Linked DNA regions of Homo sapiens: region 2 is linked to region 1. The links are chromatin contacts, found by Hi-C or POLR2A ChIA-PET in ENCODE. All regions are on one chromosome and are shown on one strand. Each heading gives the region's core, a stretch centred on a gene start or an enhancer-like site at or near the end of the contact. The rest is flanking DNA. Distances are from core to core; before and after follow the strand shown. Region 1 holds the start of RPS3 (ribosomal protein S3). Region 2 holds the start of NEU3 (neuraminidase 3).

Evidence for each region. A loop is a pair of places that touch in the nucleus more often than their neighbours do. ChIA-PET counts read pairs that join two places held with the same protein, here RNA polymerase II (POLR2A). Pooled maps may share reads with other maps.
Region 2: a map of naive thymus-derived CD4-positive, alpha-beta T cell shows a loop between it and region 1 (15-fold over the local background). The contact joins the promoter of NEU3 here to the promoter of RPS3 in region 1. A Hi-C loop is called at or near these places in 1 of 168 maps with a recorded cell type or tissue (naive thymus-derived CD4-positive, alpha-beta T cell) and 7 of 50 pooled maps. POLR2A ChIA-PET finds 5 or more read pairs at or near these places in 2 of 52 experiments (activated CD8-positive, alpha-beta T cell and activated T-cell).

What each region holds. Positions count from the first base shown.
Region 1 is chr11:75,396,614-75,401,328 of GRCh38, reverse strand. It overlaps RPS3 (ribosomal protein S3), which reads right to left and starts at 1,811. Exons shown (of 7, transcript NM_001005.5): 1 at 1,752-1,811; 2 at 505-635. The coding sequence starts at 1,781. It overlaps SNORD15A (small nucleolar RNA, C/D box 15A), which reads right to left and starts at 938; the gene lies at 791-938. RefSeq lists enhancers at 385-1,248, 1,475-1,834.
Region 2 is chr11:74,986,288-74,991,002 of GRCh38, reverse strand. NEU3 (neuraminidase 3) reads right to left here and starts at 2,070. Exons shown (of 3, transcript NM_006656.6): 1 at 1,849-2,070. The coding sequence starts at 1,942. RefSeq lists enhancers at 1,801-1,990, 2,271-2,320.

The DNA.
Region 1 (4,715 bases), core at 562-3,061:
TCCCCATGTTGCCCCGGCTGATCTTGAATTCCTGAGCTTAAGTGATCCTACGCCTGGCCTTAAAATCTAGCTTTTAAGAAGCAATTACATTCACTAAGCCCAGATTCACTGTTCCGTCTGTCCCCTTAAGTTCATAAAGGATAAACCTGCCGGGCGCGGTGGCTCACGCCTGTAATCCCAGCACTTTGGGAGGCTGAGGCAGGCGGATCACGAGGTCAGGAGATCCAGACCGTCCTGGCTAACACGGTGAAACCCCAACTCTACTAAAAACACAAAAAATTAGCAAGGTATGGTGGCGGGCGCCTATAGTCCCAGCTACTCGGGAGGCTGACGCAGGAGAATGGCGTGAACCCGGGAGGCGGAGCTTGCAGTGAGCCGAGATCGCGCCACTGCACTCCAGCTTTGGGGACAGAGCAAGACTCCGTCTCAAAAAAATAAATAAATAAATAAACCAACTTAGCATTTATAACAATTATAGGTGATGGCCAGTCAAATGAGTTTTACCTGGTGGCTAAGATAATGATTTCTGTCCTGGTTGGTGTAACTCGCACCTCAACTCCAGAGTAGCCATCTTCAGCCAGCTCCCGAGTAAGAAACTCATTCAGTTCAGCTTTGAAGATGCCATCAGCGACAAACTAATCCAAACAAAGCAAAGTTCAAAATTAGGAGATCGGTGTAGGCTCACTTTCGCCTGAGCCAGTCTAGTCTTATTAGTCAATGCATCCCTCACCAAAACTAAATACCTCCAACCAATGGTTCCAAACCCTTGTTCCAACAGGAGTGCAGCAACCCTTCTCAGACAAATGCCTCTAAGTCATCTTTAGGAAATTACTTCAACCAGGGCTCTTTAAACTGTGCCACAGAACGCAGCACAGAGTAGGCCACCTGGGCAAAGAGAACATCCCCAAGTCAGACTCGTCATCATCTCTTCATCGAAGGGTTTAAAACAGTTCCACATGCAAAACAAGAAACTGCTCTAATGGCCTATTTACACTTCATTCAGCACAGCAAAGACACTGTACTTGTCACTGTTAAGGAATAGATAGTAGACTTAACATATAAGCTCTCTCACTTGTAGACACAACCTGCACCGTCTAAAGAATCCCAGCCATGTTATTTGGCTTTACGGTACCAACAGAGCTGGCAAATCCTAACTCTCGAGAAGTTGTGGATTTAATTTTGACATCGAAGTGTATATACGAAATGACAAACTGTCTATTTTTAAAGCTAATGATTTTTACACAGTTCTATCCCATGTAATGACAAGGCGTTAAATCCGAGGCAGCTTCCTCCCGGGGTCCCCAGACGGAGCAAGCAACCGTCAGCAACCCTTCAAGTTGAGGTCCTGGGGCCAGCGGACTGTACCCAGAAACGACCAGTTAAGGCAAGAATACACTGCTGCCTTCTCTTCCCAAAACCACGGGATAAGACATGAGGGAAATGACACACGCCCTCAAAATACCACGTTTACTAATTCCGTTGACCGACAAATGCTCACAAACGCCTTCTCCGGGACAGAAGGGGCGCCTGGTGCCCATCTCTCTGCGCTTCACTTGGAACCCGGCCACACAGCGCCCTCCTGGCTGGGGCCTCTCACTCAATCCACCGCCATCCGCGGCCCGCAGGAACGCCAGGAAGCCTAGGCCGCTTCCAGGGCAGGCCACGGAGCTGCAGGCCTCGCGGTGGCACCCCGAGAAGCCCTCGACCCGCGCGGCGCCGTCGTTCTCCGAACCCAGTCCCCAGAGGCTCACCTTCCTCTTCTTGGATATTTGCACTGCCATCTTGCCGCCGCGCTCCGCTGAAAGGAAAGGAAGTGGCTCGCGGGCGGAAGTGAGTATAAAGGGCGCGAGCGACGACGGAGGGCTGCGCTGCGTGCACGCCTGTGGGTGCTCATGGGAAATGTAGTTTTTACGTAAGTAAGGCGTCCAGGGAAAGAAGAATGTAGGCAGGAACAGGAAAGGGGCTTCATCCAGCAGGACTTCTAAACTTCAGGGGACCTTAGAGTTCAATTCTCATAGTTTCAAAACAAGCAATGTGAGGTGCAGAGGTGGAAATTACAGGTATAAGTTCACACAGCAAGAGAGATTAACCAGCGTGGAACTCTGGCCCCTACACTTTCAGGGTGGACACTGTAATGAAAATCTGCTGAAATCCCTCAGTGAAACTCATTTAAGACTCCTCTTTGGGAGGCCAAGGCGGGCGGATTACTTGAGGTCAGGAGTTCGAGATTAGCCTGGCGAACATGGTGAAACCCCGTCTCTACTAAAAATAGAAAAATTAGCTGGGAGTGGTGTCGGGCACCTGTAATCCCAGCTACTCGGGAGGCTGAGGTGGGAGGATTGCTTGGACCTGGGAGATGGAGGTTGCAGTGGGCCAAGATCCTACCACTGCACTCTAGCCTGGACCACAGAGTGAGACTCTGTCTCAAACAAACAAACAAACAAACAAACAAAACAACTCATGTCCCCCAGTCTGTACCCATTTCCTCCATTCCAAATGATAATAATAAAACCTGATACTTACTAAGTGTCCTAGGGACTGCGTTCTGTGTCCTTTATGTTGTTCTCATTTACCCCACCTTACTTTCATCAAGTCCATTACAATTTGTAACAGAAGTCCCAGAAGGTCCCATGGGCCCGCCCTTCCTTCCTTCCTTCCTTCCTTCCTCTCTCTTTCTCTCTCTCTTTCTCTCCTTTCTTTCTTTTCTCTCCGGTTGCCCAAGCTGGAGTGCAGTAGTACGATCTCAGCTCCCTGCAACCTCCACTTCCCAGGTTCAAGTGATTCTTCTGCCTTGGCCTCCTGAGTAGCTGGGATTACAGGTGCACACCACCACACCCAGCTAATTTTTGTATTTTTAGTAGAGATGAAGTTTCACTATGTTGGCCAGGCTGGTCTTGAACTCCTGACCTCAAGTGATCCACCTGCCTTAGCCTCCCAGAGTGCTGGGATTACAGGCATGAGCCACCGTGCCTGGCCTTCTTTTTCAATTAAAAAAAATTCTAGCCAGGTGCAGTGGCTCAGGCCTGTAATCTTAGCACTTTGGGAGGCCAAGGCAAGTGGATAGCTTGAGGCCAGAAGTTTGAGACCAGTCTGGGCAACAGAATGAGACACCCTCATCTCTATGAAAAGTGAAAAAAGAAAATTATCCAGGTGTGGTGGTGTGTGCCTGTAGTCCCAGCTACTCTGGAGGGAGATGTGAGAGGATTGCTTGAGTACAGGAGGTCTAGGCTGCAGTGAGCCGTGATTGTGCCACTGCACTCAGCCCGGGCAACAGAGTGAGACTCAGTCTAAAAAAAATAAAAAATTAAAAATGTCCCTTCATTTTTTAATGAAGCTTACAGAACAGTTGAAAAAACTGTACGTGTATGCATCACCAAGCTGAGGGGGAATTGAGAATGATGCTACAATTAATATTTTGCTGTTGCTTTATCGTGGATCTACTCATCCCTGTAGCCACCCACCAATACATCTTTTGAGGCATTTCAAAGTAAGTTGCAGACATTGGTAAACTTTACCCCTAAACACTTCAATAACAGTTTTATTTTATTTATTTATTTATTTTTGAGACGAAGTCTTACTCTGTTGCCTAAGCTGGAGTGCAGTGGTGCGATCGCCGCTCACCGTAACCTCCACCTCCCGGGTTCAAGCGATTCTCCTGCCTCAGCCTCCTGAGTAGCTGGGACTACAGGCAAGCACCGCCATGTCCAGCTAATTTTCATATTTTTAGTAGAGATAGGGTTTCACTATGTTGGCCAGGCTTGTCTTGAACTCCTAACCTTGTGATCCGCCCACCTCGGCCTCCAAAAGTGCTGGGATTACAGGCGTGAGCCACCGCACCCAGCCAACAGTTTTATTTTAAGTTTGAATAGTTTTCTTCATTTAAAAGTCAGGGTATTTCTCTCTAAAACTATTTTAGGTTTTTCTTAAGGATATAGAAATATCTAGCAAAATAGTGAACCCACATTTCTTCATGGGCAGTGCTCTCCTTTCCTGTTACACAAAAAGAGTCTTTCCAAGGTGCCACACTCCCTGGCAGCACCACTCAGTTATTTTCTGGTCCTAGAAGCCATTGGAGTGTTTAACTCCAGCTCTAAAACAACTCTGATGTAAAGTGACCTGTCCTATAATCACGGAATTAACAGAGTTCTGTGGTTGCTGAGCAGAGGGACCAGGGAAGATGACAAAAAGTGGATGGGCGCGGTGGCTCATGCCTGTAATCCCAGCACTTTGGGAGGCCGAGGCAGGTGGATCACCTGAGGTCGTGAGTTTGAGACCAGCCTGGCCAGCATAGTGAAACCCCATCTCTACTAAAAATACAAAAATTAGCCTAGTGTGGTGGTGCACGCCTGTAATCCCAGCTACTTGGGAGGCTGAGGCATGAGAGTCACTTGAACCCGAGAGGTGGAATTGCAGTAAGCCATGGTCAAAGCCACTGCCCTCCAGTCTGGGTGACAGAGCGAGACCCCGTCTCAAAGAAAAAAAAAGAAAAGAAAGGAAAAGAAGTGGATGAACCAAAGAACCAAAGAGATGGTAGCTGTGGATCTATCTTTTTTTTTTTTTTTGAGACAAAGTTTCCCTTTGTTGTCCAGGCTAGAGTGCAGTAGCGCAATCTCGGCTCACTGCAACCTCTGCCTCCTGGGTTCAAGCGATTCTCCTGCCTCAACCTCCCGAGTAGCTGGGATTACAGGCATGCACCACCACTGGCTAATTTTTGT
Region 2 (4,715 bases), core at 821-3,320, 410 kb after region 1:
ATTACAAGGCCTATGACATAGTATGAGTGCAATATATGACAGTTATTATTTTTAAACTACCAATTACTGTATATTCTAGTTTTATTCCTTGAATCCTGTGGATAACAATGACAATAATAACAATTACAACTCCCTTTCTTAAAAACATTTAAATCCCCCTTTATTGCTGAAAGAGAACATACTTTAAACTCTTAACACCTTAATTACAAGTTAAACCAACACTACTATCATCAGTCAACATGTGACTATTAGTTAAATCTAAACAGGAATTCTCCAGGTGATAAGAAGAATGGAGCACAGGATAGGCATGGAGCGGGTTAGGGCTCAGAACAGGAAAGGAAGAGGCTGGGTGCGGTGGCTCATGCCTATATTCCCACCACTCTGGGAGGCTGAGGTGGGCAGATCACTTGAGGTCAGGAGTTCGAGACCACCCTGGCCAACATGGTGACACCCCATCTCTACTAAAAATACAAAAAAAATTGGCCAGGCATGGTGGCATCCACCTGTAATCCCAGCTATTCGGGAGGCTGAGGCAGGAGAATCACTTGAAACCAGGAGACGGAGGTTGCAGTGAGCCGAGACTGCACCACTGCACTCCAGCTTGGGTGACACAGCAAGACTCCATCTCAAAAAAAAAAGGAAATGGAGAGGAAATAGGGAAATAATCACCAAAGGAGAAGCACAACTTGTCACATGGGCTGGATTCAAGTCTCAGCTCCATTTCTTGCTGCATGACGTTTTGATGGTTACTCAACCTCTAGGTCTTGGATTCCTTGCTTGTAAACTATGGATAATAATACCTACCTAAGCAGATCAATATGAAGAACCACTCAAAAGTGTTTTATAAATTTTAAACTGCTGTTTTAATAGGTGTCTTTAATTATAAATTTTGATGTCCTCACAATTTCATTTATGCTTTATTATCACTATAACAATTAGAGCCATTAATTTTTGTAATTATGCTGATCGTGTTGATGACAGAAGTAATATAGATGGTGATTCTGGCATTGCCACCCAAAACGTTTCACACAAATCAGGTGCTGGAAACGGGATAGAAAATAATCAGATATGGGCCTGCTCTGGGGTTCATTTAAGCAGAGAATTCAAATGATTACTTGCTGCTCGATATAATCACTTTCCCATCAAGTCCTTCCCGCTTTCTTACTGGGAGAGAGTATAGCCTAGCATGGACTCTGAAGTCTGACTTATCTTTGACACTTACTAGCAAGTCACTTTACTTCTGAGCTTCAGTTTCCTCACTTATAAAATGGAGATAATACCGCCTACTTCTCAGACTATAATAATGTAATTCCACAGCCTCCAACTAACCCAATGAGCCTCCAGTGAATCCCAGGAGGCCTTCCTATCTCATTTATTCACTCCTAACAAGTAATATTTAAGGAGCACCTACCACGTGCCAGACCTTTGAAGATCTGTAGTCTAAACCCTCTCATGGTATAGATGGGAAAACTCGGGCCCGGGATGGGGACAAAGCTTACTGAACGCCACTCCACAGTAAAATCTGGACCAAGACCCAGGTCTCCTAAGTTGAAACTGAAGCTCAGGGCTCTTTCTGCCGCCCAGAGACCTTTGGTAAGCAGGGCTTTTCCAGTCTCAGTTCCCTTTCATCTCTGGAGTGATAATTCTGAGGTTTAAGTTCGGCTTCTGTGAGAACGAATAAAAATAGGACTAGCCAAGAATTCTCTGGCCAGGTCAGATCCTAGCCGACTAGGTGGCTCTGTCTCAATAATCCAAGGCTGGATTTCCCAAACGCAGATGGTCTTGCTCAACCTGTCCCCACAGTTGAGTCCTCCTCGGGGAGCTCTCCTGTCTCCCAACCCCGCTCACCTGCACTGGACCCCGGCTCCTCCGTCTCTGTCGGGGCAGAGCTGGACGCCGGGGATTCTTCCATGGGGCGCGGGGGCAGGTCCGCAGGTCTCATTCGCCGAAGCCCGGAAGAGGCACCGGCCCCAAGGCTGGGGAGACTGAGACAGAGGAGGATAGAGAGGGAGAAACAACTGAGACGGAGGACACGGAGACAAGCCCCGAGAAGCGAAGAGCGTGTCGACTGCCGGAAACAGGTAACGGCAACGAAAAGAGGCGGGCGCAGGCTGTAGTCAGTGGCGGTTGGGGCCAACCGTTGGCCTACTCCGCGAGCCCTCCCCGTCCCGCCCCCTCGGCGCTGCCCCTCCCTCCAGCCCGCAGCTCGGTCCCCACCACGGCGTGGGACCGGCACCACCTCCACCCTCGCCAACTCAGCTCAAGCCCTGGGCCCACCTCAGTTCCCAACGGCCGCCTCCTCTCTTCAGTGCCACAGCCCCGAGCTCTTATATTGGTCTGTAGCTCGGTATCACCGCCTAAAGCTTCCCTGGACAGCCTGAGAGTTGAGCAAAGGTTCCCGGCCTCAGAGGGTACCCTACAAAAAGGACCAGAGGTCCAGAGCATTGGCTACTCTCCTTGCAAAATATGAAAATGAAAATATATTCATATATATAATTTATGTGTGTGTATATACACACATTTACATACATAGATTTGTCACATAGCACTGAGTCCATTCTTCTGTTTCACAGTACCGGAATTTAAGCCCCCCTCTCCCCAGCCAAAGAGGAAAGGACTGATCTAAGGTCATTTTTTATCTGGGACTAAGTACAACGTAAAGGTAATAGGCTGGGCCTGGTGGCTTATGCCTACAATCTCAGCGCTTTGGAAGGCCTACGTGGGAGGATGCCTTGAGCCCAGGAGTTGGAGGCTGTGGTGAGCTGTGATTGCACCACTGCACTCCAGCCTGGGTGACAGAGCGAGACCCTGTCTCTAAAATATAACAATTTTAAAAAGAAGAAATTTTACAAACGCCAATAAAAGGAAAGACAGACTGCTAACTTAGAGGACATAAAAATGTAAAGCTTCTGTAAATTTGAATTCGTGATATTTTTCTCATTAAAAAAAATCCTGTGCTGAGGCAGGGAACATACAAGATGAGCCTGGAACATCGTGGTGCCACAAGGAAAGAACTCACAAAATGATGAGGGTTCTTTGAAAGAACATAGGTGCCAACCTCAATACAACCTGCTGTATTTTTCTAAAAAAAAAAAAAAAAAAAAGAAAAAAAAAAAGGCCTAGAACCAGAGACCAACTCATCGTAATAAGCCCAAATAATGGGTCTTTTTTATTTTTATTTTTATTTTTTGAGATGGAGTGTGTCTCTGCCGCCCAGGCTGGAGTGCAGTGGCGTCATCTTGGCTCACTGCAAGCTCCGCCTCCCGGGTTCACGCCATTCTCCTGCCTCAGCCTCCCGAGTAGCTGGGACTACAGGCGCCCACCACCACGCCCGGCTAATTTTTTGTATTTTTTATAGAGACGGGGTTTCACCATGTTAGCCAGGATGATCTCGATCTCCTGACCTCGTGATCCGCCCGCCTCGGCCTACCAAAGTGCTGGGATTACAGGCGTGAGCCACCGCGCCTGGCAATAATGGGTCTTAAAATACTATTTTGTCCCCAAAGGAACCAGGGTTCCATGAAAAAAATGGCTGATTTTAGGTGCAGGGAAGAAAATTTATAAGATTAGCCTAGAACATCTTAACAGAAAGCAAGAAAGCCATAAAAGACTATTTCAGGTCATGTCAAAAGAAGGTAAGAATCAATTTGAAGGTGATTCCACTGGCCAAATATGGAAAAATTAGAACATCAAAAAGAACAAGGACTGCAAAGAAAGTTCATATCGACATATGGAGAAAAATGTCACTTTGGTCACCTCAGAGTTTGCTAAGGAAAGCAGCTTTTTATTCTGCCTTTCCTGTACAAACCCTATTTCTGGGTAACTAAATAGTTGATGGGGAAAAGTTCTCCTTCATAAAATAATTAACTGACCAATGCCAAATGAATGATAGAATTTCATCATTTTGTCCTTTAATGACAAAATGAATTTAATGAATCTAGACAGCAATTATCAATAGCTACTAAAAGCTACACCCTTATTGCTCACCTTTTCTTCCCTTCCTACTTTCCCACCTCATTATGGCACTCCCTGCATCTCTCACATATACTATTGCCCTCAGGTCCTGGTCTCAGAACTTGCCTCTGGGAGAACTCAAATAAAGACCCTATACCAGGAGATAAGAACAACAAAACAGTAATGAGTTAAGGATCTAACTTAAGAATGTAGAAAAGGAAGAACAGAATAAATCCCAAAAAGGTAGAAAAGGAAATGATGAAAATAAGAACAGAATAAATGAAACAAGAAGCAAAGTACAATAGAGGGGACTGACAAAAGCAAATATTAGTCTTGACATATCTAATAAACCGGACAAACCCTCTGGCAAGACTCATTTTTAAAAGTTATAAATGATATTAATGAAAAGGAGACTATATGCAGGGATACAACAGAGATGAGAAATAAATATTAAACAAACTTTATTCCTTAAGTTTGAAAATCTAGATAAAGTTAATACAGTTTTAGAAAAAGTTACCAAACTAAGATATGGAAAATGTGAAGTCTTACAACTATTTAAAAATCTAAATCAGTATTTTAAAATCTATTCACAAAGATAACACAACTATCCCAATTATTCCAATCTTGTATTTCCTTCATTAATAGAAGGAATGTAAATTGGTACAGTCGCTTTAGAGGAAAATTTAGCAATACCTAGAAAAGTAAAAATGTATATCCTCTCCCACCAAGGAATCCCACTACCTGTATTAGATGTGTCCATA